Regions from separate parts of the Homo sapiens genome. Here region 1 is linked to region 2. The links are chromatin loops, found by intact Hi-C in ENCODE. Cell type or tissue: PC-3. All regions are shown on one strand. Links, peaks and the distances in the headings refer to the core of each region. The heading gives the core; the rest is flanking DNA.

Evidence for each region. A loop is a pair of places that touch in the nucleus more often than their neighbours do. Peaks named below come from ENCODE experiments on the same cell type or tissue, not always from the same donor. Only the 100,000 strongest peaks of a DNase experiment are listed, where the experiment ranks them.
Region 1: a loop joins it to region 2, with 2.8 times the contacts of the local background. A loop is called at or near these places in 1 of 110 quality-filtered maps.

Annotation. Positions count from the first base shown.
Region 1 is chr12:93,254,667-93,270,956 of GRCh38, forward strand. The region is part of intron 2 of LOC643339 (a long non-coding RNA gene); the gene reads right to left. It overlaps LOC124903102 (small nucleolar RNA U13), which reads right to left and starts at 11,066; the gene lies at 10,963-11,066. It overlaps LOC124900325 (small nucleolar RNA SNORD74), which reads left to right and starts at 11,351; the gene lies at 11,351-11,430. RefSeq lists a silencer at 6,113-6,313. In PC-3, for the core only: no CTCF peak of the experiment used is centred there; no DNase peak of the experiment used is centred there.
Region 2 is chr12:93,130,483-93,146,772 of GRCh38, forward strand. The region is part of intron 3 of LOC643339 (a long non-coding RNA gene); the gene reads right to left. Among named protein-coding and RNA genes, the nearest start is that of LINC02412, 36 kb to the right of the region's middle. RefSeq lists an enhancer at 4,909-4,978 and a silencer at 11,451-11,611. In PC-3, for the core only: no CTCF peak of the experiment used is centred there; DNase peaks (open chromatin) are centred at 4,989 and 7,709; H3K4me3 peaks cover 2,069 bases; H3K27ac peaks cover 3,408 bases.

The sequences.
Region 1 (16,290 bases), core at 3,750-11,749, 120 kb after region 2:
ACAGCACCCCGCCATGGAGCTATGGACAGACACCCTGTGACAGGGCTTCAGTTATGAGATGTCTCCTGAGGACTATTTCTCCATTGCAATTAAATCCATGCACATTGGGTTGGCAGTGCCCAACTGGAAGAGACGGTGCCAGAGTCACCCACTGTCCAAGAAAATTAGGTGGCCACTTGAGCTGACCTCCAGATCCATTGCCAGAGGCAGGCTACCAAACCATGGGCAGCTAGCCACAAGGGCTATCCTGGACAAGCCCCCAAATTTGTAACTGCCCAATGGGTTCACCTTGCCCACTGCCTAGACAGAGCCAATTTATTAACACAGGGGAATTGCAATAGAGAAAAAGTAGTTTACACAGAGCCAGCTGTGCAGGAGACTGGAGTTTTATTATTACTCAAATCAGTCTCTTGAAGTGTTCCTTTATGCTCAGAAGAATGACTCATTAAGTCAAGTGAATGGTTTTATCTGATAAATTCTCTCCCTAATAGCAGAAGTCATGGCCACAAGTCCCTGAGATTAGTATGGGAATTTGGGTAGGTGGGTTTATTTTAAAGAGAAAAAGAGTTACAAAAATGAGAGATGTGTGCCTCAAAGATCAAACCTCATATTTTTCTAAATTTATCCCAAGACCAGCCCTACCAGAATTTATTAAAAGTCTGATCTCCAGGAAATCACGTAAGCTTTTGCATTCAGCAAGACTAATCAAGATGGTCTCAGCCTTTGAGAGAAATCTATGAAAAGGAGCAATTCAAAGAAAAGAGGTAAACATCATATTATGAGAATGCCGGCATTTTTTTCCATAAGCTGAGTCCTCCATCCTAAACCAGCTTCATCAGCTTGAGCATCCTTAAAAGTTTCACAGCTGACAAAATATAGTCATGCACTACATAACAACCTTTCAGTCAATGACAGACTGCACACACCACAGAGGTACCATAAGATTATAATACTGTATTTTTATTGTACTTTTTCTATGTTTAAATATGTTTGACTACACAAACACTTTCCACTATGTTACAGTTGCCTACAGTATTCAGTACAGCAACATGCTGTACAGGTTTATAGTCTGAGAACAATAGGCTATACCATGTGGTCTGGGTGTGTAGTGGGCTGCAGCATCTAGGTTTATGTAAGTATATTCTATGATGTTCACACAATTATGCACTTCTCAGAACATATCCCCATTGTTAAGCAACACATGACTGTATATTAATTCAGTATTTTGTTCCTAGAGTCTCATAACAGATGTTTCTCCCCCATGGCACATAAACAAGCAGTAAACCATACCAGCTTTTCAGTCACTTAGGCCTGGATTCAAATCCTGACTCTTCAGCTTAGCCATGTGACCATGGGGAGGTCATTTAACTGCCCTAAACCTTGTTTTCTCAACTGCGAACTGGGAATCATTGTCCCTATCCCATAGAATTGCTTGGAAGATGACATAAAAATAATGCATTAAAGAGCTTACCGAAGTGCAGGTCATACAATCAGCACTTAATGGGAGAAAGTTAAAAAGAAGGGCCAGGTGAGGGGAACTGGCAAAGACAGAGAAAGAGTGTGGAGCTCCTGAGAGACACAAGTGCATGGGTTCCAGGTGATGCATTGCTTGGGCAAAACCACACACACCAAGTCTCAAAAGAAGTTGAAAAGCCTGAGAGAAAGCAGGCCTGGAATTTACAAATGGAAAGAGTCCTATCTCTCTTGTATTTTCTCTTGGAACATGTGAGATGAGTTCACCCAGAGACAGGAAAGAAAACAGCAAGGACCGCCCAGGCATTACAGCATGGGTTCTGCCTGAAGAGGCCCATGACAAAAGAGAATTTAGGGTAGGACATCCACCTGGAAAACTTCCAGGCAGAGTGGTGCCTGGGAAGCTGCTAAAAGCTTAAATAAGGGGGAGTAAACCAGAGAGCTGGACGAAAAAATAAAAAGCCAAAAGGACCCTCCTGGTCTCCCTGCAGATTGCCAGCCTCATCCCATGAAACTGGCCTCAGTTATTACAGACAGAAGAATTTCCTGCTGGAAAGCTCTTTGACCTTACTGAGCTTGGCCTAGGATATTCAACATTCTCAGGCTTGGCATGGCATTCCCCAGTAAGATTTTCTCTTTCTGGAAAAAAGTAATACAGAAAAAGAAAAGGCAACTATATAGTGAAAATACCAAAGAATGTCAGGAATCTGAATCATGGGGAAGAGAATTCCTAAATTTATCTTTCCCAAAGTTATTTTTATCAAGGAGAAAGACATTTCCTTACTGAGGCTCTGAATCTATAAGTCCCTAAAACTCTTTCTTATGAAATTCATGCTTGTGCTTTATTTTTTATTTTATTTTATTTTATTTTATTTTTGAGACAGAGTCTCACTCTATCACCCAGGCTAGAGTGCAGTGGCGTGATCTTGGCTGACTGCAACCTCCACCTCCCGGGTTCAAGCAATTCTCCTGCCTCAGCCTCCCAAGTAACTGGGATTATAGGTGCCCACCACCACACCCAGCTATTTTTGTATTTTTAGTAGAGACAGGCTTTCACCATGTTGGTCAGGCTGATCTCCAACTCCTGACCTCAAGTGATCCACCCGCCTCGGCCTCCCAAAGTGTGTTTTATTTTTTAAAGATATAGGCACTTTGCATACCTCTTTCTGTATCAACCCTTTTCCCTCCTGCCCACATAGCTGTGAGAAGAATTTCAACAGGCCCAGCAAATGACATAAAATGATATACCATGTGCATTTTGGAGGCTGAGGTATGAGGACTGAGAGTTGTAAATAAAGTGCTGACCCAAGTGAGATCCAAAGAGCACCTGGGAAGCTCTGGGTGCAGGGTAGCAGCCCAGAGCCGCTGGCCCCTTCCTGGCCATCTGGGTGCTGGGCATAGATTTCTCAACAAGAAGACTCTGCTACCTCCCCTCACCAGGCCTCTATTCTTCTGAGAAACACAAAGCAATAATAAAAGAAAGTGTTAACCAAATAAATAAATAAATAGTGCTGAAAAGGGCTCACTGCATCCTGGAGTTGCAGCTCCTGTAGCTGTAATAATGAATCTGGTAGCCCTTAGTGATTCTCCTTTATTTGTTTTGAGTTGGGGTCTCACTCTGTCACCCAGGCTGGAGTGCAATGGTACCATCTTGGTTCACTGCAGCCTCTACCTCCCAGGTTCAAGTGATTCTCCCACCTCAGCCTCTTGAGTAGCTGGGATTACAGGCACCTGCCATCAGGCCCAGCTAATTTTTGTATTTTTAGTAGAGACAGTGTTTCACCATTTTGGCCTGTCTGGTCTTGAACTCCTAACCTCAGGAGATCCACCTGCCTCAGCCTCCCAAAGTGTTGGGATTACAGGCCTGAGTCACCACACCTGGCCTTCTCCTTTATTTCTCTAAGCCTAGTTTCCTACCTGTCTGAGGAGACCAAGCAGGGAATAAACAGAGAGCATCTGCAACGCCTTGTTAGAGGGAACTGCTGTCCTCAAGCATCCAACAACCCCAGTGAGGAAAATACGGCCAAACCTCCCTCCCAGTGTTACAGGAAGCAAGGCTAGAAATTGGACCAGCGATAAGTTTTCCAAGAAAGTGAATCACACACGTGAGACTTCAGGACCACTTAATGCAGAGCAGATTTTCGGACCACTTAATCCATGGAAAAAAAATAAACGGATTAATAGTTGCATAGAAAAAAATATGCTTTAATAAAAAACAATGCATCACTTATGCATACCCTTCTGGGTTATGAGATTGTAGCCATGTTTATTGTCTTTGAGCTACTTTGTAAATCTTCGTAAGTTGTAGGTAACTGATAGATATATAACTTCTGTCCTATCTGGTAGTGATTTAATTGACTCCCCCTGGCCCTATCCTTCACTCATGGATAAAACAGTTTTGCCTCCATTTGCAATTCATCTCAGCATTCCTTTACTTGTAAAAAAAAAAAAAAAACCTGTGCTGTTTTGACTTTTCCTTTGAGCCAGTTGCTATGGGTTGAATTGTGTCCCCTTCCCCCAAAAATATTGAAGATATGTCCCAACCCCCAGTACCTGGGAATGTGAGCTTATTTGGAAATAGGGTCTTTGCAGACGATCAAGATGAGGCCATGAGAGTGGGCCCTGATATAATATGACTGTGTCCTTAAGAAAAATAAAAGGTGATTTAGACACAGAGACAAATTACCTTCCTCTTCATGCATACACAAAAGAATGCCAAGTGAAGAGGAAGTGAGAGATAGGATGATATGTCTCCCAGCTAAGGAACACAGAGGATTGCCACCAAAACCACCAGAAACTGGGAGAGATACACAGAATAGATTCCCCTCAAAGCCCCCAGAAGGAACCAACCCTACCAACACCTTGATTTGGAACTTCCAGCCTCGACAACTGTGAGAGAACAAATTTCCGTTGTTTAAGCCACCCAGTTTGTCATACCTTGCTGTGGCATCCCAAGCAGACAAATAAACCAGTTATAACATGTTTCTTATTCCCTAGTATCATATAAGCAAAATAAATTTTTTAGCACATGTTCATTTTTGTATCTATAGAAGAGTCATGATTTCATTAGGTTGGGGAAAAAGCTATTGTGATTTTTGCCATTAAAAGTAGTGATCCAAACCGCAATTACTTTGCACCAACCTAATACCTTTTTCTGAACGTTATCTTTTAACAGTTTCAGAGGATTCACCAAGATGTCCTGTGGATTTGCTGACCAGAGCCAGGTAGACTTCATCCACAGAAAAGTGCACCACATGGGCAGTTGAAGCACAGAAATATATTTTCCTGATTCATGAGGTCAAGTAACATGAAGTGAACAATAGAACTTTGCTGACTCTGTTTTTCTAATTTTATTTTGCCCTTACTAATTTTGGTTTTGGTTTGTTTATAGCCAGTAAATTATTCCCCATTGAGAATTAGTTTTAGGGTCTGACCATTTATGATCTTTGTAAATGTCGCATAGAGATCTAGTCTCTGTTGGGTGAAAGGCTCCAGGGAATTTAGTTTGTTTGCCTTTTTGGTTGAGAATTTGGTTGCTTTTTTTTTTTTTTTTTTTTTTTTTGAGTCAAAGTCTCACGCTGTTGCCTGGGCGGAGCTCAATAGCTTGATCTGGGCTCACTGCAACCTCTGCCTCCTGGGTTCAAGTGATTCTCCTGCCTTTGCCTCCTGAGTAACTGGGATTACAGGCACGCATCACCACACTCAGCTAACTTTTTGTATTTTTAGTAGAGACGGGGTTTCACTATGTTGGCCAGGCTGTCTCAAACTCCTGACCTTGTGATCTGCCCGTCTTGGCCTCGCAAAATGCTGGGATTACAGGTGTGAGCCACAGTGCCCAGCTGGAATTTGGTTTTATGATGAGATCATCGGAGGATCTCTGCAAATGAATTAATAGTTTACATAGAACTTGTTTCTGCTGGGTGAGAGATAACAGAGAATCTGGTTTGTTAGTCTTTTCTGCGTGTTCACCTTTATATTTTGAATGCAAATTATTAAGAGTTTAAACTGCAAGGGAGGAAAAAAATTTCCTCCTCTCCTCTAAGTTCAATGGCTGGGACCCTGCAAATTAAACAATCTGACAAAAGACAGATTAACAAGAGAAAAACAAATTTAATTAAGTATATTTGCACACATAGGAGTTCACAAACAAATGGAGCTTGAGGACATGGTTAGAATTTGCTTTTTTTTCTTTTCCTTTTTTTTTTTTTTTTGAGACAGAGTCTTGCTGTGTTGCCCAGGCTGGAGTGTAGTGGTGCAATCTCGGCTTACTGCAACCTCCACCTCCCAGGTTCAAGTGATTCTCCTGCCTCAGCCTCCCGAGTAGCTGGGATTTCAGGCGCCCGCCACCATGCCCGGCTAATTTTTTTTGTATTTTTAGTAGAGATGGGGTTTCACCATGTTGGCCAGTCTGGTCTTGAACTCCTGACCTCAGGTGATCTGCCCACCTTGGCCTCCCAAAGTGCTGGGATTACAGGCATAGACCACCACCCCGCCAGAATTTGGAGCTTATCTACCATCTTAACAAGAAAGATAAGGTGTGGAGAAGAGATTAGACCAAGGAAAGAGGGTGCTTTTTGGTTTCTTGGAGGGTGGGGGCTGTAAAATGATCATGGGAAGGTGAGTAAGAAATTAGGAAATGTATGGTAAGTAAGGTTGTTTAGTATGGTTTGTTATACAGATGAGTCTCCAGTGATAAGAATTGTCCCTAGTAGTTCTCTTCCTCATATAGAAGAGGGAGACAACTTTACAAAAAAGGGATGTGTATGCCCTGCTTTTAAACAGAAGGGAGTTTTTTCCTGCATCTGCTATTTTTCAATTATCTTCAGCTCAAAATAATCCTTATGCTAAAGTAGCATATTTTGGGGTGACATATTCTGGTCCCCTTCGATACCTACTAGGAAAAAAGCTCTTTGACTGGTGAGTTTTATAAATGTATGTTTACTTTGACTCATGACTGAAAATCTAGAATTAAAACTATAAGCTCCCTCTGTCTGTTTCCACGCTTATGTTTCTGCAATTCAGAAAGGCATTTAAATCTCACATAACAATTTTCTTTTTTATTTATTTATTTATTTATTTATTTATTATTTTATTATTATTATACTTTAAGTTTTAGGGTACATGTGCACAATGTGCAGGTTAGTTACATATGTATACATGTGCCACGCTGGTGTGCTGCACCCATTAACTTGTCATTTAGCATTAGGTATATCTCCTAATGCTATCCCTCCCCCCTCCCCCCATCACATAATAATTTTCACCTCTTGTTGGTATTAATAAATTGGGTTAGAAAATCCCTGAAATTAAAGGAGCTCTATTCTGATTAGCTTATAGAGATAAATAAGTGTTTGTATTGATTGTTTCTAGAATTGCTAGAAAATAAGGAAATCGAACTTCTAATATTTTCAATGTAATTTTTATAGAAAGTAACATGGAAATGTTTTAAGATTGCAAGTTCACATAATTTAGGTAAGTCTTCAGCAACCAAGACTAGTTAAATAATTTTGGTTTAATAAAAACAGCTACAGATTAGCTGATAATCAGATTAGTTAGATAAATTCTGATTTATCAGCATTAAATATAATACCTGCTAGTATTTTAATTCTACTTGGGCATGTACTTCTTAACACAGGTTTCTTGATTGAACAAGCTACCATTACTTCTACTTAATACTTAAGATTACAGAAAATATAAATTTGTGTTTCATTGACTCATTCTCACAATTTTGTTTGCCTCGGGTTATGGCTTGTGCAAACAATGAGTCTGAAAGGCTACGAAAGCTGTCAAATTTTGCTCAATTTTGACAGACTTGTTCCCTTGGTTACTGTTTATTGCCTTCATCTACAAGATGAAGGGCTTTTTGTTTTTCTTATGTAATCGGCGTAGACAGCAAAGATTCTGTGTTTTACTGGAATAGCCTTCAATGGTTTATGCTGAATTTATTATTATGTCCTTGACTATTTAAGAAAACAAAAGTTTCTCAGTTAGGAAAGATCTAAGCCTCCTTACAGTCATGTTACCTTCTATGTTTACTTTTTAAATACTTTATTGTCACTTAGAAATGAGGAGCCAAAGAGTTTTGTTTCAGTTTTTGTTTTGTTTTGGGTTTGTTTTTTGTTTGTTTGTTTGTTTTGAGACGAAGTCTCGCTTTGTTGCCCAGGCTGGAGTGCAGTGGCACAATCTCGGCTTACTGCAACCTCCACCTCCCCAGTTCAAGCAATTTTTCTGCCTCAGCCTCCCCAGTAGCTAGAATCACAGGCATATGCCACCATGCCTGGCTAATTTTTGTATTTTTAGTAGAGACGGGGTTTCACCCCCATGTTGGCCAGGCTGGTCTCGAACTCCTGACCTCAGGTGATCCACCAGCCTCAGCCTCCCAAAGTGCGAAATTACAGGTGTGAGCCACTGTACCCAGCTCCCAAATAGTTTTTTAGACACCTAGATCCGATTCCTGTCATAGTGTTCAAATTGCCTGACAGTGTCTGGTTTTTGCCTCCCTAAAATGGAATTCTAAATATAAAATAAAATGAAGCTTTCAGGATTTTTTTTGCTACTAAAGCTATTTTGAGATTTCCTAGGGGGCCCCTGGAAAATCACAAAGACTTATTTTTTAGCCTTTTGAAAAGAGAGGTGTTAGAAATAATTAGGTTTACTTGCTGGATTACTATTGATGAACCACATGAAAGGCTTGTGAAATCAGAAGAGATGCTCAGCCTTTCCTAGGTTAAATTGGTATATGTTGCATGTTGTTAGTATATTTCAGAAACTGTACGCTATATGGGCATTTTCCAGAGCTTTGCAGTGTCCTCGCCGTCCATGACACATTTCTTCTTATTAGGGCCCTAGTGCTGCTTTGCCATATTAGACAATGACACTACAGTGTTATCACTCATGATTTCAGTTTTGTTTTGTTTTTTTTTTTAATAGAAATGGGGTCTCACTCTGTCATCCATGCTGGTCTCAAACTCCTGGGTTCAAGTGATCATCCTGCCTCAGCCTCCCAAAGTGCTGGAATTACAGATGAGAGCCACTGTGCCTGGCCCAATTTCAGTTGCTTTCTAAGTGTTAACTTGATCACAGCTTTACTTATTTAATTTGAATCTAGTATCTTCTAGGGCAGTGGTTTTCAACTGGGGATTGACATCACTTACATAATTTTACTAACAAACAGATGTCTAAGAATTACTGAGGACCACGAACTCTCTTTACTTGATATTCTTGATATATTTTTGTTATATTCTTACTTAGCAAATTCATGTTATATTATGTTTCAGCATTATTACGTTATATCTCAAGATTTTTTTCTCTGGAAAGATTATGTTCATCCATTTTTATAAATTAGATATAACGTTCACTGTCTTCTTTTGTTGTTGTTGTTGTTTTGAGACAGAATCTCCATCTGTCGCCCAGGCTGGAATGCAGTTGCAATCTTGGCTCATTCGAACCTCCGCCTTCCAGGTTCAAGCAATTCTCCTGCCTTAGCCTCCTGAGTAGCTGGGATTACAGGCGTGTGCCACTACGCCTGGCTAATTTTTTTGTATTTTTAGTAGAGACAGGATTTCACCATGTTGGCCAGACTGGTCTCAAACTACTGACCTCAGGTGATCTGCCAGCCTCGGCCTCCCAAAGTGCTGGGATTACAAGTATGAGCCACCCAGCCTGGCCTGTCTTCTTTAAAAATAGAGCTAATCATTGTAAGTTTTTTTGGTTTTTTTGTTTGTTTGTTTGTTTTTTAGAGGGAGTTTTGCTCTTGTCGCCCAGGCTAGTGTCCAATGGCGCGATCTTGGCTCACTGCAACCTCCGCCTCCTGGGTTCAAGAGGTTCTCCTGCCTCAGCCTCCCGAGTAGCTGGGATTACAGGCTCCCGCCACCACGCCCAGCTAATTTTTTGTGTTTTTAGTGGAGACAGGATTTCACCATGTTGGCCAGGCTGGTCTCGAACTCCTGACCTCAGGTGATCCACCCGCCTCAGCCTCTCAAAGTGCTGGAATTACAAGCGTGAGCCACTGCACCTGGCCTGTCTTCTTTGAAAAAGGGCTAATCATTATGTTTTTAACTATTTTATCTAAAATTTTTTTGAATCGACTTTATTTTCTTTTTGGCATGCCACAGAAGCAACCAAATTTTCTTATCGGTTGCATTTTTATTGGAATAAATTCTTATCAGAACTTTTGCTTTTGAAAATTATCAGTAATACATTAAGCACAGTATTTTAAGCCTTTTGTCATCTAGAGGTAGTTTTTTTGTTTTACTCTGACGCTTCCTTGAAAATGTTTCCTCTTCAACAAAGGACTGTCTCAGAGACCCGTGGAAAAGGACTATGTTGGGTATTTTGGGGTATGTGCTGCTGATGGCATCACTTAAACAATTTTGAGACCATACCAGCAAACTGAGTAAGGATTTCCAGAACTCTAGGCAAGAAACAAATGGAGTCATGAAAATGCTAACCCAAGATCCAGTGAAACAAGAATTAATTACATAGGGCTAAATGAACTGATGAGGAATGATTGTAGTTTATGGTGGGCGGGGGGAGTATTACTGATTTTTTTTCTTTTTCTTTTTACAAAATTATTTTTATTCTTCTTCACAGCATCTGCAGCTGTGAGATTATTGATGTTTTAATATACAGAAGCCCTTTCTTTTTTCTTTTATCTATAACCCATAACAATTTAGTAGACTCTGTTTTTGTAAATGGAAATGAAACATTTATAAATGATATCATATTCTTCCAGCCTAACCCCTCCAGAATCTGGAAACTCTTAATGAACATTCTTCTTTTCATACCAATATAGTTATTTCCGTAGATGCAATAAGGACATATCTGGGACTTAATTTTACTGGGATTTCATTGAAAACATTGGTTATACAACCAAGAACTTGCCTGGAATGTCATATTTGAAAACTATGTTTATTTACTCGTATATCACCAAGTCCTTTTAAGTAACTAAAGTTGTTTTATGGAGTCAAGGCTTACAAAACCATTGGGTGCAGTGGTGCACACCTGTTGTCCCAGCTACTTGGGAGACTGAGGCAAGAGAATTGCTTCAGCCCAGGAGTTCAAGACCAACCTAGGCAACATAGTGAGACCCCATAGTGAGACCCTGTCTTTAAAAAATAAACAAATAAAAAATAAAACGCTTATACAACCCTCTTGAAAAAACTGGCCTGGGACCTGGTTTACAGGGTTTCCAGACTTACTCTTTTTTCATTGAGTTTTTGAGTTTCACGAAGGCATCACAATATATCTTTTTAAAAACAACCCATAATTGGAAACTTAACTAATCAAAATGGGCCACCTCTCCTCATTCATACAAATGAATGGAAGAGATTGGAGCCCACACAGCTGCCAGGCTCTATGCAGGGCACTTGGCACATAATCTACAGGATGTTTAAATTTTTATTTTACTTTATTCTTATTTTATTTTACTCTTATTTATTTATTTTATTTTATTCTTTTTTTTTTCTTTTTTAGAGTTTTTTTGAAAGTCCTTGTCAGACAGGTAATGTGTCAACATCATAACGAGGTTTAAGGGAGGTACAGCTCACACATGAGCATGAAAACCCAATTATCATGCTTATGAACTACAAAAGGATCACAGGATATTTTTGTAAGTGCCTACCCAACAGATCTCCCCTCCTTCTGTGGTACAATGTGTCCAGTGTTGAACTAGTAGCATTCACATTTCCCCACAAGTGTCACGAAAGGGGGACTGTCTCCCAAGTTTCCCCAGCAGTAAAACCCGATTGGTTTAAGGTCTGCAGGGCGGATCTAGTCCTCTTGCCAGTGATTAATTAGACATGACTGTATAACATGGCTGGGAGGTGGGAGCAGAAGATGAGATTCCAAAAGGAAAGGGTTTATGCTCTTGAAAAGAGCTATGTGATGCCTCTGATGAAGCCTATGTTAGTAGAGACATCTGAGAGTGTAGATGAATGCCAATGGCCCTCATGGAAAGAGAGAGAGATGAGAAAAAGCACACTCTTTTTTTGCATCTACATGTGATGTCTGGAATTACAGCAGCCATTTTGTGATCATGAGAGCAGCTGGCTTGGCTAAGGACAAAATTCGTCACACCAAACATGGCAGAGAAGAAAGAAGATTCTGGATTCCTGATAATATTTTTGAGCCACTGGACTAACCAAGACTGGAATTGGTCTTCCTTGGGACTTCTTAATATGTGGGATAGTGAATTTTCACATTGAAGTAAATTTTGAATGGAGTTTTCTGTTTCTTATAGCCAAAACCATCTTACCTGCTACAAATATTTTATTTAATTTCATCTTTACAACAGTCCTATATCTGTGGACATTCTCATTTTATAGATAAAAATCTGAGATTCAGAAAGTTTTAGTAACATGGCCAGGCACAGTGGCTCACAACTGTAATTCCAGCACTCTGGGAGGCCAAGGTGGGGGGACTGCTTAAGCCCAGGAGTTTGAGACCAGCCTAGGAAACATATTGACACTCTGTCTCTACCAAAAAAAAAAAAAAAAAAATTACCTGGGCATGATGGTACATGCCTATAGTCCAGCTACTCAGGAGGCTGAGGTGGGAGGATTGCTTGAGCCCAGGAGGTCAAGGTAGTAGTGAGCTGTGATCGTGCCACTGCACTCCAGCCTATGAAACAGAGCAAGACCCTGTCTCAATAATAATAATAATGACAGATAGAACAACCACACAGAAGATAAGTAAGGAGAGAGAGGACTTAAACAACATAATAAACCAACTAGAGCTAACGGACATATACAGAACACTCTACACAACAGCATATACATTCTTCTGAAGCACATGAGACATTTTCCAGAATAGACTATACGTTAGGCCACAAATTAAGTCTCAATACATTTTAAAAGATAGATATTATAGGCCTGGCACAGTGGCTCATGCCTGTAATCCCAGCACCTTGGGATGCCAAGGTGGGTGGATCACCTGAGGTTGGGAGTTCAAGACCAGCCTGACCAACATGGAGAAACCCCATCTCCACTAAAAATACAAAATTAGCCAGGCGTGGTGGTGAATGCCTGTAATCCAAGCTACTCAGGAGGCTGAGGCAGGAGAATCGCTTGAACCCAGGAGATAGAGGTTGCAGTCAGCCGAGATCATGCCATTGCACTCCAGCCTGGGCAACAAGAGCGAAACTTCATCTCAAAAAAAAAAAAAAAAGATAGATATTATATAAAGCATCTTCTCTAAGCACAATAGGATGAAGTTAGAAATCAATAACAGAAGTAAAACTGGAAAATTCCCAAGTTTGTGGAAATTAAACAATGCATCAATAATCAAAAGACCAGGTGCAGTGGCTCAAGCCTATAATCCCAGCACTTTGGGAGGCCAAGGTAAGTGAATCGCTTGACCCCAGGAGTTCAAGACCAGCCTGGACAACATAGTTAGACTCCACCTCTATTTTTAAAATATATATATAAAATAAAAATAAATACAGTAAAAACAATGAAAAACCAAATAGATGAAAGAAAAAATTGCAACAAAAATTTGAAACTACAGAAGAACAAAAACAAAAACACAACCAACTAAAACTTACAGGACATAGCAAAAGCAGTGCTAAAAGGAAAAACTATAGCTATAAATGTTTAAATTTAGGAATAAGAAAGTTCTCAAATCAACAACCTAACTTTACAAATAAGAAACTAGAAAAAAAAAAACAAACAAAACCTAATGCTAGCAGAAGGAAGAGAATAACAAAGATTAGAACAGAGATTAATGAAATAGAAAATAGGAAAACAAAAGGGAAAATTAATAAAACCAAAAGTTGTCTCTTTGAAAAGATGGACAAAATTGACAAACCTTTAACTAAATGGACTAAAAAAAGAGAAAAGACTCAAATTACTAAAATCAAAAATGAAAATGGGAAAATTACTACCAACTCTATGGAAATAAAAACGATTGCAAGAGAGTACTGTGAACAATTGTATGTCAACAAATAGGGTAACCTGGATAAAATGGAAAGATTATGAGAAACACAAAACCCACTAAAACTAAATCATGAGGAGACAGAAAATATGAATAGACTGATAACTAGTAAGGAGACTGAATCAGTAATCAAACATCTCCCAACAAAGAAAGGTCCTGGACCTGTTGGCTTCACTAGTAAATTCTACCAAACATTTAAACAACTAATACCAATCCTTCTCAAACTTTTCTTTAAAAATTAAAGAGGAGGAAACACTTCCTAAATCATTCTATGAGACTAGCATTACCCTAATACCAAAGCCAAAAACACTAGAAGACTACAAATCGATATCCTTTATGAACATGTGTGCAAAAACCCTCAGCAAAATATTAGCAAACTGAATTTAGCAGCATAGTAGAAGGATTATACACTATGAGCAAGTAGGATTTATTCCTGGAATGCAGGGACAGTTCAACATATGAAAATGAATTGGCCGAGCACAGTGGTTCATGCCTGTAATCCCAAAACTTTGGGACACTAAGGCAGGAGAATCACTTGAGCTCTGGCGTTCAGCCTGGGCAACATAACAAGACCCTATCTCTACATAAGTTAAAAAATTAGCCGGGCATGGCCGGGCTTGGTGGCTCATGCCTGTAATCCCAGCACTTTGGGAGGCCAAGGGAGGCAGATCACTTGAAGTCAGGAGTTTGAAATCAGCCTGGCCAACATGGTGAAACCCACCTCTACTAAAAATACTGAAAAAAAATTAGCCAGGTGTGGACGGGCACAGTGGCTCACACCTGTAATCCCAGCACTTTGGGAGGCTGAGGTAGGTGGATCACCTGAGATCGGGAGTTTGAGACCAGCCTGGCCAATGTGGCGAAACCCCATCCCTACTAAAAACACAAAAAATTAGCCACCCATGGTGGCGGGCACTTGTAATCCCTGCTATTTCGGAGGCTGAGGCAGGAGAATCGCTTAAATCTGGGAGATGGAGGTTGCAGTGAGCCAAGATAGTGCCATGCACTCTAGCCTGGGCAACAAGAGTGAAACTCCATCTAAAAAAAAAAAAAAATTAGCCAGGTGTGGTCATGGGTGCCTGTAATCCCAGACTCAGGAGGCTGAGGCAGAACAATTGCTTGAACCCGGGAGGCAGAGGTTGCAGTGAGCCAAGATCATGGCACTGCACTTCCAGCCTGGGCAACAAAGCAAGATTCTGTCTCAAAAAAATAAATAAATAAATAAACAACAACAAAAAAAGCTGGGCATGGTAGCACACAGCTGTAGTCCCAGCTGGTCGGTAGACTGAGGTGGAAAGATCACTTAAGCCTGGGATGTTGAGCCTGTAGTGAGCTATGACTGTGCCACTTCACTCCAATCTGGGCAACAGAGTGAGACCCTGTCTCTCAAAAAAAGAGAGAAAATCAATCAATGTAATACATCCCATTAACAGAATGAAAGGGTTAAAGAACTACATGATCATCTCAATGGATGCAGAAAAAGCATTTGACAAAATTCACCACCTTTTCATGATAAAAACCTCAACAAACCAAAAACAGAAAAAAGCTACCTCCGCATAATAAAAGCCACATATGAAAAATCTACAGCAGACATCATACTCAATGCTGAAAGTCAAAAAGCTTTTCCCTAAGATGAGGAAAAAAACAAAAATGCCCATTCTCGGCCTGGTGCGGTGGCTCACGCCTGTAATCCCAGAACTTTGGGAGGCCAAGTCAGGTGGATCACCTGAGGTCAGAAGTTCAAGACCAGCCTGGCCAAAATGGTGAAACCCCCATCTCTACTAAAAATACAAAAATTAGCCAGGTGTGATAGCATGCACCTGTAATCCCAGCTACTCTGGAGGCTGAGGCAGAAGAATCACTTGAATCTGGGAGGCAGAGGTTGCAGTGAGCCAAGATCACACTACTACACTCTAGCCTGGGTAACAGAGTGAGACTAAATCTCAAAAACAAAAACAAAAACAAAATGCCCATTCTCTCCACTTCTATTCAACCTAGTACTAGGGGTTCTAACCAGAGCAATTAGGCAAGAAAAAGAAATAAAAGACTTCCAAGTTGGAAAGGAAGAGGTATAAATTATTTCTGTTTGCAGATAATATGATCTTACGTGTAAAAAACTTAAAAAGATTCCACACCAAAAAAAAAAAAAAAAACCCTGTTGGAGCTGATAAATTAATTCAGCAAAGTGGCAGGTTAAAAAGTCAACACACACACACACAAAAAAGTCAACACATAGAAACCAGTTGCATTTCTGTACACTAACAATTAATCTGAAAAGAAAATTACAAAACAATTTCATTTACAATAGCATAAAAAAAAAAAGTAAACCTGGGAATGAACTTAACCAAGAAGGTGAAAGACATGTACAATGAAAACTACAAAACATTAATGAAAAAAAGTAAAGAAGACATAAGTAAGGCCAGGTGCGGTGGCTCATGCCTGTAATCCCTGCACTTTGGGAGGCTGAGACAGGCGGGTCGCCTGAGGTCAGGAGACCGAGACCAGCCTGACCAACATGGTGAAACCCTGTCTCTACTAAAAATACAAAAATTAGCCGGGTGTGGTGGCGGGGGCCAGTAATCCCAGCTACTTGAGAGGCTGACGCAGGAGGATCACTTGAACCCAGGAGACGGAGGTTGCAGTGAGCCAAGATGGTGCCACTGCACTCCAGCCTGGGCAACAGAGTGAGACTCCGTCTCAAAAAAAAAGACATAAGTAAATGAAAGCATATATTATATTCTTATATTCGTGGACTGGAAGACTTAATATTGTTAATATGTCAATGCTACCCAAAGTGATCTACAAATTCACTGCAATCCATATCAAAATCCTTGTGAGGTTTTTGCAGAAATAGAAAGTTCCATTCTAAAATTCATATGGAATCTGAAG
Region 2 (16,290 bases), core at 3,490-11,489:
ATGAACTGAAGCATGTGGCGTTCCAGGCCTTGTGTGGGCACTCAGGAAATGTTACCTTCCCTGACCCCTTTCCCTCTTCCTGTGCCTCTTTGTTCATGAGTTGCCATTTGTCTGTGTGAAAAGTGGGCCGACTTCCCAAGGAGTTTATAGCCCAAGCTCTTGGGTCAGAATAATTGTTGTCTTCAATTTCAGCCCTAAAAGAGGTTCCATTGCCAGGTGCAGAAACTTCTAATCTAAGAAAAAAAGAAAGTATACTTCTAAAAGCTATTATTAAAGAGATCTTGAAAAACTGTCTGGTGATTTCCTAAAATTCATCAGCAAAAATTGAATACACACCCACAGTATCATGACCCCATTGTGGGTTCACGGTCTGAGAATTTCACAACCAACCAGCATTTACTAAGCATCTGCTTGAGCCCTCTCTGTCCATAACCTTGGGAGACACAAATCTGAATAAGGCTATCTATTAGACCATGAGACTAGAAGAGACTAAAAGACTGAATACCTTGAAAGCAAGGAATATGTCTTCATCTTTGCCTCCCCAAGGGCTTAGCAAAGCATCATGCATGTGGTAGTTATGCATTAAATATTTGATCCGTAAATGAACAAATGGATGAATGACACTGCTCCAGCACTGAAGGAGCTTACAGTCTGTTTGAGAAGAAAGAAGCCATAGATAAACGATGGGTTAATTAACAATAAACTCCACATTACAAGAGATAACACTGGCTAATAAAAACGTTAAATGAAAGGGGTGCTGTCATTTACTTTCCCCCAAAACACCAAATGTTGATTCAGCCGCAGGTCTCAAAAAAGAATGTGTGTTGGCCACTCTTCTGTACTTTCATTTTTCTGCACATGAGTCCAACTTTAGAAGGAAGTTGCTAGGTTGTTGTCATGTGACTGATTTTTATTTAATTAATTAATTTATTTATTTATTTTTGGGACGGAGTCTTGCTCTGTCACCCAGGATGGAGCGCAATGGCACAATCTTGGCTCACTGCAACCTATGCCTCCTGAGTTCAAGCAACTCTCCTGCCTCAGCCTCCTCAGTAGCTGGGATTACAAGCATTGCCACCATGCCCAGCTAATTTTTGTAGTTTCAGTAGAGACAGGGTTTCACCATGTTGACCAGGCTGGTCTCGAACTCCTGACCTCGTGATCCACCCGCCTGGGCCTCCCAAAGTGCTGGGATTACAGGTGTGAGCCACCGCACCCGGTCCATGTCAGTGATTTCTAAAGGCCACCAACCTTGCTGGCTCCTGGGAATGAGCAGGGTATTATTTAATGTAAATAAATCAGCGAGTGTTTATCCTTCCATGCATTCTTCTGCCATCCACAGGCAAAGAGAGAAGTGGCACTGGTGACTTTTTTAGAGCTATGAAGTTGGAATATACAAGAGAAGCTGAAAGCTTTCAATTAATGATTTCTTAGGCTTTAAGTCAGGGTGACCCTTCAACATAAAAGGGCTTTAGCCACCACTTGCTGGGGAGAAGCGCTGGGCTTTCTACACAGTTCTCTGGGACTCCAAATTGTTAGCATAAAAATAGCAGCCCAAATCAATGTTCTCTATTATTCATTAGTTACCGAAATACTTTTCCCAAATATACGCATAGCTGAAAGATGCCTTCTTTCAAAATGTTTTAAACCACTTTCAGCCCATGAATCTTAGTCCATCTTTAAAGGGCACCCATTTTTTTTCAAACCATATATTTCAGTCGATTTCATTGGGCACTGATACCATCACCAGCAAAACCCTAATTAATTGGGAAGAATGACATTTCCATTAAAATTCTTTTTGAAAAATGATTTATGCACCTGGCTGATAAAAATTTCAAACAGGGCAAAACAATATGGAGTGGAAAGTAAACTTCCATCGACCTCTGGAACCCAGTCTCCCAATCTTTTTCATAGAAACATCCAGTGTTAAATTTCTGGGGTATCCTCCTAGAAATACTCTGTGTATATATAAGTGCATACACACAAAAGAGGTCTTTAAAAAGTTTATGGAAAATGCATATTATGAAAAAACTATGCATGGATTTTCATTTTTCTTGCACCAAAATAAACTCATACTAACCTGTTATAACATGTCTGAACAGAATCTAGTTGAGGCAGTAAGAAGGATAAGACTTCAGTTTGAAAAGCGCCTCTGTCAGAGCAACATGAATTCTGCTAAAATTGAAGCAAGAACAAACTTCAAATCTAGGGTGAAGTTTGCATGGAAGAACAGTGAAATCATTGAAACTGTACAAAAAGTGTGTGGGGACACTGCCCCAAAGAAATCAACAGTTTACACATGGCTAATTCCTTTTAAGAAGAGATGAGACGATGTTTAAGATGAAGCCCACAGCAGCAGACCATTCGCATACATTTTGGAGGAAAAAGTTAGTATTGTTGGCTCATGCGTATAATCCCAACACTTTGGGAGGCCAAGGTGCGAGGATCACTTGAGCCCAGGAGTTTGAAACCAACCTGGGCAACATAGTGAGACCCCCATCTCTACAAAAAATTTAAAAATTAGCCGAGTGTGGTGGCACAGGCCCGTAGTCCCAGTTACTTGGGAGGCTGAGGTGGGAGGATCACCTGAGCCTCAGAGGTCAGCCTGCAGAGAACCACTATTGTGCTACTGCTCTCCAACCTGGGCAACAGAACAAGACCCTGTCTCAAAATAATAATAATAATAATATTGTTTGTGCCCCAATTAAAGAGGACTGACAGTTAGGAACATAAACCTAATTATAAACATAATAAGCATAAGTCTAATTATAGCCAACACCATAGACATCTCAATTGGTTCAGCTTACACAATTCTGAATGACAAATTAAAGTTGAACAAACTTTTCACTGGATAGGTAACAAAACCACTGCACTCAGATCAGCTGCAGACAAGAGCAGAGCTTTCAATGGAATTTTTAAAGAAGTGGGATCGAGATCCTGAAGCATTTCATTTAAGGATTGTAATAGGAGATGAAACACGGCATTACCAGTATGATCCTGAAGATGAAGCCCAATCAGAGCAATGGCTACCAGGAGGTGGAAAGGGTTCAGTCAAAGAAAAAGCAGACTGGTCAAGAGCAAAGGTCATGGTAACAATTTTTGAAGATTCTCAAAGCATTTTGCTGTTGACTTTCTGGAAGGCCAAAGAATGATAACATCTGCTTCTTATGAGGGTGTTTTGAGAAAGCCAAAACTTTAGCAGAAAAAATCCAAGGAAAGCTTCACCGGAGAGTCCTTCTCCACCGTGACAATACTCCTGTTCATTCGTCTCATCAAACGAGGACGATTTTGTGAGTTTCAGTGGGAAATCCTTAGACATCCAACGTACAATCCTGATTTGACTCCTTCTGACTTTTTGTTTTCTAATCTTAAGAAATATTTAAAGAATACCCATTTTTCTTCAGTTAATAAGGTAAAAAAGATTACATTGATATGGTTAAATTCCCAGGACCCTCAGTTCTTTAGGGATGCACTAAATGGCCATCACTGCTTACAAAAGTGTCTTGAACTTGATGGAGCTTATGTTGAGAAATAATTTTATATTTTTATTTTTATCTTTTAATTTTTTCCATAAACTTTTTGAAGTCCCCTAATGCAGCAGTCACCAACGTTTTTGTCACCAGGGACCAGTTTCGTGGAACACCATTTTTCCACGGACCAGCATGGGTGGAGGGCAGTTTTGGGATGAAACTGTTCCACCTCAGATCATCAGGCATTAATTAGATTCTCATAAGGAGTGCACAACCTGGACCCCTCACATGGGCAGTTCCCAACAGGGTTCACACTCCCATAAGAATCTAATGCCCGCTAATCTGACAGGAGGCAGAGCTCATTCGCTTACCTATTACCTTCTGCTGTACGGCCTGGTTCTTAATAGGCCATGGACCAGTACCAGTCTGCTGCCTGGGGATTGGGGCCCCCTGCCCTAGTGTGTGTGTGTGTGTGTGTGTGTGCGCGTGTGTGTGTGTGTGTGTGTGTGTGTGTATTGTGTGTGTGTATTCCCCTCCCCTTCCTTACATATACTCTAACATTCTTCAGTGAAACTTAACAGATATTGTGAAGTTTGCTGCAAATCTGTACAGCTGCACTATATTTCATAATATGAGTGTCCCATAATTTACCCAGCCTCTTCTGAATAGACATAATGGTGGTTTTCAGTTTTTTACTTCCACAAACATACTTTTGCACATATGTATGACTAGGACTACAGAATCAATTCCTTAAAGTGGAATTACAGAATCAGAGGATATGTGAGTTTTCATTCTGATAGACATTGCCAAATGGTGACACTTAACTTTTGATGAGAACTGCCAAAAGTAAAGTATTTGTTCGTGCCAGAAACAGAGTGAAGATAGCATTTTATTTTAAAGTTTAATACCTCAGGCAAGCAAGTAGCACATTTATTCATGAAACTCATTTGCCCCTGTCTTGCCCACCTAAAGCACATACACATTGTTATGAACCCATTCAAAATATACTTGTGACAACAGCTTACTCAATGAGGAACTTGCTAGAAATTTCGTATCACCAAATTGTGTGAGTATTTGTCGCAATGGGGTTAGCTTGCACGCTCTCTACTTTGCCCTGGCTGTGTTTACTACCTTTCATGGCCCTGGTCAGTTAGTAACACTGTCTTGTTTTTCTTTTGTAACCAAAGGTCAGTTTGTGACCCTGCTCCACTCCCCACCTCCTCTGCCTTAGTTTCTTCTTGCCTTAGTTTCCTCATAAGAGTAACCAGTCTTAAAGTGTCAGGGCAGGCACATTACTGATGTATCAGTGAAGAGCCCCTGGGCACAATGGAACTTGAATTTGATTTTCTATTACCTGTGAGGGTGAGTTAGTAAGCAGACAGCCTTGTACTCTGTTCAGCGGCTTCCCTTGCTGCCTTTCTATAATGAAAAAAGCAGAGACCCAGAACATTCTCCCGTTTCTCTAGTGTTTACCCAACACACACTCTGTGCTACCATCCCCATTTGTGGCTTCTTTCCTATTTGCTCTTGTAACATGAGAAACAGTGTGGAGGTTTTATGCTTGTTTTGTAACCAGCTATAACCATTTCCTTTTCTCTGCCTCTGATTATAAACACATTTCCTTCCTGGTAACCATTGAAAATCTATATCTGACCAGGTTGAAACCAAATGAAGTCATTTTGGTTCCATTGGTGACAACCAATTAAATATAATTCTGTTTACATTTAGAATGGGTTGTAAATTTAAGAAAATGATTTAAGCCCTACTTAAAATATTTTTTGGCTCATAAAACCATGAAATCATTTCTGTAATATGAGTAATCAAGAAGCTTCATATTTACATTTACCTTTAAATTGCTCTAAAAGAGCCAGAGACTGGACATTAAAAACAAACAAACAAAAGATTCAGAGTCTGCAAGGAAGCTATTTCACTATCCCCATGCTGCGAGCTGGTTAAGCTCTTTAGCTCAGATAGCCCTATTTTCTCAGGGAGCAATGGAAAAAACAGATCTCCTACTTAAAAATAACAGTAAAAACAAGAAACACACTGCACTATATTGGTAAACCTCAAACTCACGTAAGTCAGTTACCTGCCCCGATGGGAGTTTAGAAGTTGGTGCTACTACTCTTAGTACTGCCATAAGATGTCACCAGAAAACAGGACCCTGAGTTCTAGGAAAAGGGATAAGAATGGACAACAGGTGGGAGCCACCAAACTATTCCAGGCCGGATGACAGAAACCTTAAAAGAAAAGTTCCAAATACAATTAACTGACCAAACCCCTCCACACAGTGGAGAGGCTTCATAATCAATAAAGACAACTTCCCACCTCTGAGCACTTACAACAAAGATGCAGATGTATCTTTGGCAGTGGACTTTTTTTTATTGAGTTCTATCTCCTTTTCTTCACAAGCATGTATTAAGCAAGTTTTATGTGTTATACTTTCACTGGGTGTTGTGCAAAGACTAAAAAGTCATCAGCTCTGCCCCATAGTGGGTGGTTGTTAAATGTTGTTAAATGAATGGATCTGTGAATATATGCATGTGTGAATGAATGAATAAATAAAGCTTATAATATGGTTATGGGAGAAAACACAGCTTTAATTTTCTGTTACTTGTCAGGGTGGTGTGTACAGAACACAGTGGTATGCGTGACCAGTTCTACCCAGGGTAGTGTGGCAAGATCTCAGACTTGAGGTGACAATTGAATGGGCGTTGGTCAGATGAAAGGAGTTTAACGTAGACAAGTAAAAGACCACAGAATGAGCAAAAGCCTAAAGCAGAGATCAACAAACTACAGCCTGTGGACCAAATCCCATCTGCTGCCTGTTTTTGTAAATAAAGTTTTATTTGGGCAGAGCCATGCTCATGCATTTATATTTTTTCCATGGCTGCTTTCACACTACAATAGCAGCATTGAGTAGTTGCAACAGAGACCACATGACCCAGGAAACCAAAAATATTAACTATCTGGCCGTTTACAAGTAAATGTCTGCCGCCCTCTGGCCTAGAGATATGAAAGAGCTGAATATTCAGGAACCTGTAGGGAAGTCGTAATAGCTGAAACTTGTAGTCCAAAAAGGGGCTCAGTGAGAGAAGAGACAAAACGGTGATCAGAGGCCAACCCTGAAGGTTCTTCTGTGCCATATTAAGAAATTCAGTTTTGCCATCGCATGTTCTCACTCATAGGTGGGAAATGAACAATGAGAACACTTCGACACAGGAAGGGGGACATCACACACCGGGGCCTGTTCTGGGGTGGGGGAAGTGGGGAGGGATAGCATTAGGAGATATACCTAATGTAAATGACGAGTTAATGGGTGCAGCACACCAACATGGCACATATATGCATATGTAACAAACCTGCATGTTGTGCACGTGTACCCTAGAACTTAAAGTATAATAATACAGAAAAAAAAGAAATTCAGTTTTGCTCCTTTAGGAAATGGGTAACAAGAGCAATTTTGCTTTTAGAAATATCTCTCAGGGATCAGGATAGACGAGAGAGATGCAAGTTTGCAGCAGGAGATCAGCTCTCCAAACTTCACATCTTATAAATTCCTTGATTCAACAAACATTGAAAAGCTTAATGCTGTCATTATGCCTCTTGCTCTATCCTTGGGAAACAGAACCTGGCACACAGACATGCCCAATCAATATTTATTGAATAAAGGAATTAAGGAAAGAAAAAAGACAATATTGTAATGGCATCATTATTAAATGGTTTTCTGAATAGGCTGCCTCTGCTATGAGACAAATAGCTGAGATTCTCACAGATTTCCAGTTTCCATACTAGCAGGCATTGAGATCCAGGCAAAAGGAGGTTAATAGTGAAACACAAGCCAGAGAGAAATTCCTCCCCTTCATCTCTGGTGCCAACATCATCAAATACCAGTCACTGGCCAAACCTGTGTTTATTCCATGCCCTGTGGCCTAATGAGAGGGGATGGGACAAGAAGCAGCTCTGCTAATAACTGTCATGAAAATAATAATATCACTTGGCTGTATGCGGCAACTTTCATTGGAAGCTCTTGAATCAATTTTTTCCTCTTGCATAACTATTATTTCCATTTTATTTCCACTAAAGGAGAAGCCAAACCACAGAGTGGTTGTGACTTGCCCAAGGTCATGGAGCAAATCAGAAGAGCAGTTTTTAAAAGCTGAGAAGGATATCAGGGGATGTAAAATCCAGTTGCCTTCCCAGCCTAGAATGGGCTGGGTTCATGACTCAGTAAGACACATGGCGTTACCTAAGCTCAGTGTCTCTGAAAATGAGTCACACTAAGGGAGACTCAGGGCCTGAGGGGCTGTGTCAGACATACGTTTTCAGTAGTCACTCATTGTCCCTGCCCATCAGATTTTAACGTCTGTCACCGAAGCCCATCACAGACAGGGCCTCTTGGGAGGTTTAGCCTATGGAACTGGGAAGGTCTGCCTTGGGGGTGTCTGTCTTTTCTGGATGTTTACCCAGCTGTCAGTTCCTATGAAGCCCAGGTCTCCCCATTCCATTATCCATCAGGAGCCCATGGCTGGGGTAGCTGTGGCTTCCACTCGGTCCATGATGATTCTGGTGTTTGCCTGTTGTCCCAGCATAATTACTAATAAATCTTTTTTTTACTCTAAAAAAATGCCCCAGTTTGGACCATAAATTAATTATATGGTCACTCTAACTGACAAATCAGGAAGCACCTATGCAGAAACCAAAAGCCCTCTTTTCATCATGATGATTCTATCTCAGCCACTTTTGTTTCATGGACCTAGAATCTTGAACTTACAATAGGCCCAAACTCCCAGTCAGTTAAGGAATCTCCTCTGAGCTATGTAAATGCTCCTGGTCATAGAGTTAGCTACACAGCCCATAGACCAGTTAATTACTAATTGTGAATAATCACTTCCTTACCTTGTACCAAAATCTGCCTTCCATATCTTTTATACAATGATCTTAGCACTATTCTCAAGAAGCTGAAAAGTCAATTCTCCCTCCTGTCCCATAAGAGAGCCCCCTTAAGTCCTCCGTTGTACAGCCCAAACACCACCAACCATCAGGAACAAATTCTAAACAGCATTTAGGAATGTAGCTTTGGAGTCAGACATACCTGGATTCGGATCTGGGCTCCATCACTCCCTAGCTAGATAGCCTTTGGTAAATACTTAACTTCTCCAATTTCACTTTCTTTGTCTGTAAATTTTGAACAAACATTAACTACTTAAGCTAGGCATGACTGGTTATGGAACCAATAGCTAGTTCTCCTTTCTTTCTTACTAACAAGGGGCTCACTTAAATGCTCTTGGATTACCCAACTTCCTTGCAGCTAGATGTGGTCATGCAACACAGTTCTGGACAAGGAGCTGCAAGTGGAGGTACCAGCTGGAGTTTCTGAGAAAGCCTGTTAGAGGGCACACATCCAGCTTGCATTCACCTTGTCAGTTTGTGCTACTTAGCTTCTCCCTTCTTTCAAATACTTCCTGCCTAAAAATTAGTTGTGAAGCACAAAATAGAACAGCTATGCTGCATACATGAGGAAGCAAGCCTCCAGCAAAAGAGACTGGGTTCTTGATGGCACCATGGGGCCTGCATACTCACTCTGAAGTGCTTACAGCTGGACTTCCTATTACATGAGAAAAATAAATCCCTCCATTGGTTAAACCATTGAAATTGGGTTTCTGCCACTTGCAGTCAAATGAATCCTAAATGACACATACTTCAGAAGGTTGTTTTGAACATAAAATGAACTTACTACAGTGCCCAGCACAAAACATATAGTGAATGGTTTGCTATTATCACTATCATAATTATTATCATTGCTACTCATTGCCATAGACCTTAGAGAGAGGGGCAAGAACATGTAGCTATAGCAATCCTTCCAACCTCTGATAGCACCAGTACAAAAATATCTGTGATCTCTTAAGCACACACAAAAAAGTCAGTTGCTGATGTTTTGACAAGTGCATCTCTGTTAGTGGCTAATGAAGCCAGTTCTTCAAAGCACCAGATCCCGAGAGCACAAAGAAATGAAATTCCACCTGGCTGGCAGGTCAGGGAGCAAGTTCTTTCCTGTAGTGAAGGGTGCGCCTGGTTTCCTCTCTGGACAGGGGATCCATCCATATTGTATAGTGCATTTCCTGGAAGTGCTGTCTTCTCTGAACGACAAGCAAAGCACAACACCTTAAGGATGTCATTATTTCATGGAAAGAGAGTTTCTGCTCAGAAACCAAAGCCACACCTAAAACCAGCTGAGCATAGGAGCACATGTTCAAATGGAGCACTGGGAAGTGGAATTAGCTTTCTATAACCTCACTGAAGCATCTGCCAAGATCAGACAAGGATGGGACTAGCTATACATTCTTCCCTGGAGTCCATCAAGCCACAGATTTGGGTTCACGGGGGCCTATCATGGTATTCATCCCACCTCCACCTACTCCCTACTGCACTCTGCAGATATAAAGAGTGGTGAAGTGGGAAAAAAAAAAAAAAAAACAACAAGACAAAACAAAACATCATAAATTTCAGAGTTCAACAGACCTAGGGTTCAAATTCCAGTGGGTCACTTCTAAACTGGGTACCTTTGGACAGACCATTTGCCCTTTCTGAGCTGCAGTTTTTGTATCTGTAAAACAGATAAGAGTTTCACAAGTTTGCAGAGGATTGAAGGAGAAAGTCTGTGTGGCAGTACCTGGTACAGGGTTATCATGAGTCCTTCTTTCCCTATCAGCAGGATGGTCTTGGCTGACTTTTTGTATTCATCACCCAAGCCCAAGGAGTGGACCCAGCTCAGGTCACTGCCACCAAGGGCAGCTCGTTTGTTGCCTTCTACCCCGTGCATCATCATCCAAGTTTTTGGGCCACACTTGGGGAGCCAAAGCCTTCTCCAAAGCTGAGGTCATAAAGCAGAAAAAGACAAAGCTCTGCTTTCAGAGAGCAGGTTTGGTTGGCAGTGAGCAAACCACCTCTCTATAGCCAATCTGCCCTTGGGTATGGGAGTGAGTCCCCAGTAAATCCAGCAAAAAGTGGCTGGCCCGCTCAGCCCTCCCACCTACCACAGCCACGCGCAACACCTGGACAAAGATCTAAGGCCTGGGAAGCAGCTTTGCCCAGCCTCTCCATCTCCGGGCACAGCCCCCTTGGGGCACAGCCTCAGGCAGGATGGAATATGACAGTCACAAGATTCACACCTCAAGCCACAAAACATATTCTTCTCCCAACGTCACCTGGCAGGTGTCATCGTAGTTGGTTTTATAGCTACAGTGGCAAACACAGTGTTTTCTTCACCTCTGTGTCACAGGAATGGCCACTGTTACTCTCCTCACTTTTAACCACTGGAGTATCTAGGGACATTTGTCAACAGGGTTTGTGGATATTGAGACTGACCGGATATTCATACATACATTTCTCTGTAACTCCATAAGCTGGCAACATAAGACCATGCAGAAACCAGAAATTTGGGGTCCATACATAATGGCTCCACACAAAATGTGTTTTGTCACAGAGTATAAGAATAGATAAACTAGTAATAGCAAACAATGTGCTAACTGTACTGCAGGCTCTGTGCTGAGCATGTCACTTTCTACAATTATTATTATCTCCATTTTACAAAAAAAAAAATCCCTTGAGTCTTCTTGGTGTGTTCTAGATATTAATTCTTTATAGGTTTAGATATTATAAATCTTTTCTCACTCTGTCACCTTTTTGTTAACTTTGCTTGTTGTATCTACCCTTTACAGAATTTTTAATTTTTAAAATATAGTCAACTCTATCAAATTTTCAACTTATGGCCAGGCATGGTGGCTCATGCCTGTAATCCCAACAATTTGGGAAGCCGAGGTGGGCAGATCATTTAAGGTTAGGAGTTTGAGACTAGTCTGGCCAACAAGGTGAAACCCTGTCTCTACTAAAAATTCAAAATTACCTGGCCATTGTGGCACAAGTCTGTAATCCCAGCTACTGGGGAGGCTGAGGCAAGAGAATGGCTTGAACCCAGAAGGCAAAGGCTGCAGTGAGATGAGATGGCATCACTGCACTCCAGCCTGGTCAACAGAGTGAGACTCCATCTCAAAAGATAATAATAACAATAATTTCAACTTATGGTTTGTGTAATGAGTACCTTCTTTAACACCTCTGATATTTTAGCTTTGTAATTTTACTTTTGCACTGAATTCCTCTTTGGCATATGCTTGAGATAGTGAACGAATGAGCTGTTTCTCCACTACCAAGTAGTAGGTTTTAGGCAATCCATCCCTTCCCCACTGATTGATGGTGCCATGTTTATCCCAAAGCAGGTTCCTATGTAGACTCAGGTCTGGCTCTCACTCTTTGCTCTTTCCCTAGATGTATTTTACTATGTTCTTGTTCCATACTGATTTTATATGGAAGGGTGAGTTCCTTCTCTTTGCTCTTCTTTTTCAAAATGACTTAGGCATCATGAACATTTATTCCTTCATATGAATTTTAGAGTAAGTATGTTGAAGTCCTAAAAAAAAGACTTGTAATAATTTTGTCTGAAATTACATTGAATGTATAGGTTAATTGTGAGGGAAATTAACATATTTATATTTCGAAGATGTGGTGTATATTTCTATGTATTCAGATCTCTTCAAAGCAACAACTGAGTTTTAAATTTTTCTTGGTAAGTTCTTTGATAGGTTATTTCCTACATACTTTAGAGTTTGGGAATCATATCTTATTTTTTAAAAAATATTTTTGAGATGGTTTTGATAAAGAATAATAATTCTTAGGCCAGGCACAGTGGCTGATGCCTGTAATCCCAGCACTTTGGAAGACTGAGGTTGGAGGATCACTTGAGGCCAGGAGTTTGAGGCCAGCCTGGGTAACATAGTAAGACCCTGTTTCTACAAAAAAAATTAAAAATTATCCAGGCATGGTAGTGGGTACCTGTAGTCCCAGCTATCCAGGAGGCTGAAGTGGGAGGATTGCTTTAGCCCAAAAGTTCAAGGTTGCAGTGTGCTGTGATCTCACCACTTCATTCCAGCCTAGGCAACTCTGTCTCAAAAAAAAAAAAAAAGCAAAACAAACAAACAGAAAAACAATAACAATTGTTTAAAAGTGATCAGGTATTCATCATCTCTGCTGAAGTCTCTTATTCTATTTAGTCTATTGATTAAATATGCTGATACAACCTTTTATTTCTTTTTTCTCTCCTTTTCCTTTTTTCTTATCTTCCTGTCTTGCCCAGAAACTGGGTAAGCGTTATATATATATATAAGAAGCACAAAAATACGCTTACTTCAAAAAATATATAAATGTGCTTACTCAAAAAAATATATATATATGCTAACTCCAAAAGCTAATAACTTATCGAACTTCTACTTGAACTTTATTCCCAAAGAGATGAACATATTGAAATAACATGATTAACCCACAAAGCTGATAAAGTGTCCATTGACTTAAATGTTCCTCCTTAGTTATGTGCCAAGCATTGTGCCTCTGTGTAACAGCAGCACAGAAATGGCAATATACAAAACAATTAACAGTTAACTGTTGCTAAACAGTAACAATGAAAGCAGGTTGTGTCTAAATTTTCTTTTAAATCCCATTGTGTGACCCTTTACAACTTTCAAATAACTTCCATACCCATTACACCATTTGTGTTTCATAAACACATATTAGTAGGGAGAACAGGTATTGGCTCATTTTATAATTAACATTCAATATGGTTGGGTTTTGGAGGATCAAAAACTAGAAAGGATCAAAATTCATATTCAGGTCTTTAAAGCTTCAAGTTCTCTCACTATAACAAGCTGATTTATATATAAACAAAATATATAAAACTACGTGATTCAATTCAGTAACACTGAATTTTCATTTAAATCTCATTCCATCCTGAAAAAGATGATCTGATATCATCCTATCATTTTTAAAGAAAACTGTATCAGCTGATATTAAACGTCTAAACATTTTCAAGGTGTAAGAGCCAGATGACCATATCAATTAGGGTTGTAATTCTACTAAGAATTTGGGTCTATACCATGGCAAAACAGTCAGTTAATTTGGTCAGTTTAGGTAAACAGGTCAGTTTTGTGGGAGGGAGGGAAATTGGGTAAGAAATATTCATCACATTAATTTTACTAACATTGCAATACAACTAAAAATGTTATTTGGTTGGGCATATTTAAACATTTAAAAGCTGCTGTAAAGATAATATTGTTACCTCATTTTTATAAGAAGAAAAAACTAAGTAAATCCATTTCTTGGGTGTGCAAAAATAGCCCAAGGGGAAGTGACAGACCTGTGAACAGAACTCATGAATTAAACCTGAGCTTGGTCTACCAGTTCTCTGTAATCAAGCCCCATGATTCACTCATGGAAATCAATGCCTCTTAAACTCACTGAATGACAGACACCTCAACAGACACACATCTGTGGATTCCCATAGCTCCTTTAAAAGTAACCATCAGGAAGCAATTAGGGAGTGCATCTGTCTCTAACAGTCAAGGTATTTTTCCTTCCATTTCTTGCATCTTCTCTTAGGGAATGTGTAACGGATCGTCCTCTCTTAATGGTGCTGTTACTTGGAATATACAAAGTATGCTGACTTGTGAAAGGGTCCCAGGCTTAAACAGCAGGAAAACACAAATAAAGCTGTATTCAAAGAAGATGAATCAAAGTATCTCAGAAGAGGAAACCAGAAAATTGTAATCTTTCTTAAATGCAGCTTTGTGAGCTGAGTAATAAAATACAATAATGTAACTAAGCAGGAGGCTTACATAACTGAAAAAATGAGGGGCAAGGAACTGTTCCAAATCCATTGTACTTATTAGAACCTCTGATTTCCTTTGAAATGGCACATGCAATAAAATTTACTGTGAGCTAGCTAACAAAAAAATCTCATTTTTATGGGAAATAAGTATTGTCAGAAAAACGAATAGATTCTATTTTAAATCCTGAAGATTATAAAATTGAGGTTTTAATAGATGAAGAAAAAAAAAGGCTCCAGAACAGAGGCATCATGGAGGCAGTGATTTCTATTTAATCTTTTATCTGTAAGAGAAAAAAAAATCACCTCAATTGAAACTAATATAGTTTTCTGTGGCAGAATATACCACGATAGCTAATAATGCACTGGCTGTCTGTATTAAGTGAATTTTCTTTTTGTTAAAAAAAATCAGTGCTTGTTAAGCACATGAACTGTGCAAGTTTATATCTGGCCAACTCCTGTCCCCGCACCTGTTCATTCAGGCATTAGCCCTAAGGACTTACAAAGCAAATGAATGTATCCGTAGAGCAATGGGTAAAAATAAACTGAACTATTCTTTTAACACTATCAAAAATGATCTGACCAAATAGAAGATCACATTTCACGAGGTAAAATAGCCAAATGAGATGTTTCCTCACGTTTTATGATTGGTTTGGCTTATTCACTGCGTATGAAATAGCTGACCTTCATTCCAGGAGAATGAGCAGCAACCAAATTTAATGCTGTTTGCTCAGGGGTTCAAATCTGGTTTAGCTGGTTTAATTGCCTCTGAGGCAAAGTTTCTAAATGTGCTACTGTTACACAGAGACCCAATGCTTGGCACATAACTAAGGAGGAACATTTAAGTCAATGGACACTATATCAGCTTTGTGGGTTAATCATGTTATTTCAGTGTGTTCATCTCTTTGGGAATAAAGTTCAAGTAGAAGTTCGATAAGTTATTAGCTTTTGCAGTTAGCATATATATATATTTTTTGAGTAAGCACATATATATATTTTTGAAGTAAGCATATTTTTGTGCTTCTTATATATGTATAATGCTTATTTTATATATATATAAAATATATATTATATATATAAATTATACATATATAAAATATTCTCTATAATAAGAAGTTCCCGGCTGGGTGCAGTGGCTCACGCCTGTAATCTCAGCACTTTGGGAGGCCGAGGCGTGTGGATCACGAGGTCAGAAGTTCAAGACCAGCCTGACCAACATGGTGAAACCCCATCTCTATTAAAAATACAAAAATTAGCCGGGTGTGGTGGTGCACGCCTGTAATCCCAACTACTCGGGAGGCTGAGGCAGGAGAATCGCTTGAACCTGGGAGGCAGAGGTTGCAGTGAGCCAAGATGGTACCACTGCACTCCAGCCTGGGTGACAGAGTGAGACTCAGTCTCAAAAAAAAAAAAAAAAAGAAGAAGAAGAAGAAATTCTCCAGGACAGACAATTATAAAATCAACTAGTACTGTCACTCCCTGGCTCACTATTCTTTAGCCATATTGGCAATGGATTCCTTGAAAAACCTAGATGTGGTTGACTGAATCATTGTTCACAATTTTTCACATCTTTCCTATATTAGATAATGTATCCACATTCATCTACATTCTTCCAAAATACCATCCGCTATGGGTAAAATATTTTCCCCATCCCACTGATTTTGGGCTGGGCCATGTGGCCTCCTTTAGCCAATGAAGTGTTCCTGAACATGTTAAGAGGCCTTAAATGTGCTTGTGTGATTCCATTTGGGCTCTTGTGCTCCTGTCATGTGCTATGTAAGAAACATGTTCCTGGAAGCTATTGGTCAACACAGAATGAGTAACACACAAGGGAGACCTGAACCCTGGAGTCCAGCCAAGCCCCACCAGTTGCAGCTGGCTCACAGACCCATGTGGAAGGAATAAATGCTTATTGTTTCAAACTAGAGTTGTGGATAGTTGGTTGTAGCACACTGCTATAGCAAAATGTCATCTCAGTGCCTCAGCACATTCCCTTCCCTCTACCAGAAATCATCTTCCACGACCACTCTTTGCCTAGTTAATTCCTACTCATGCTTCAGAATTCAGTTTAAATGTCTTGACCACAGGACAGATGTCACAAACCAGATT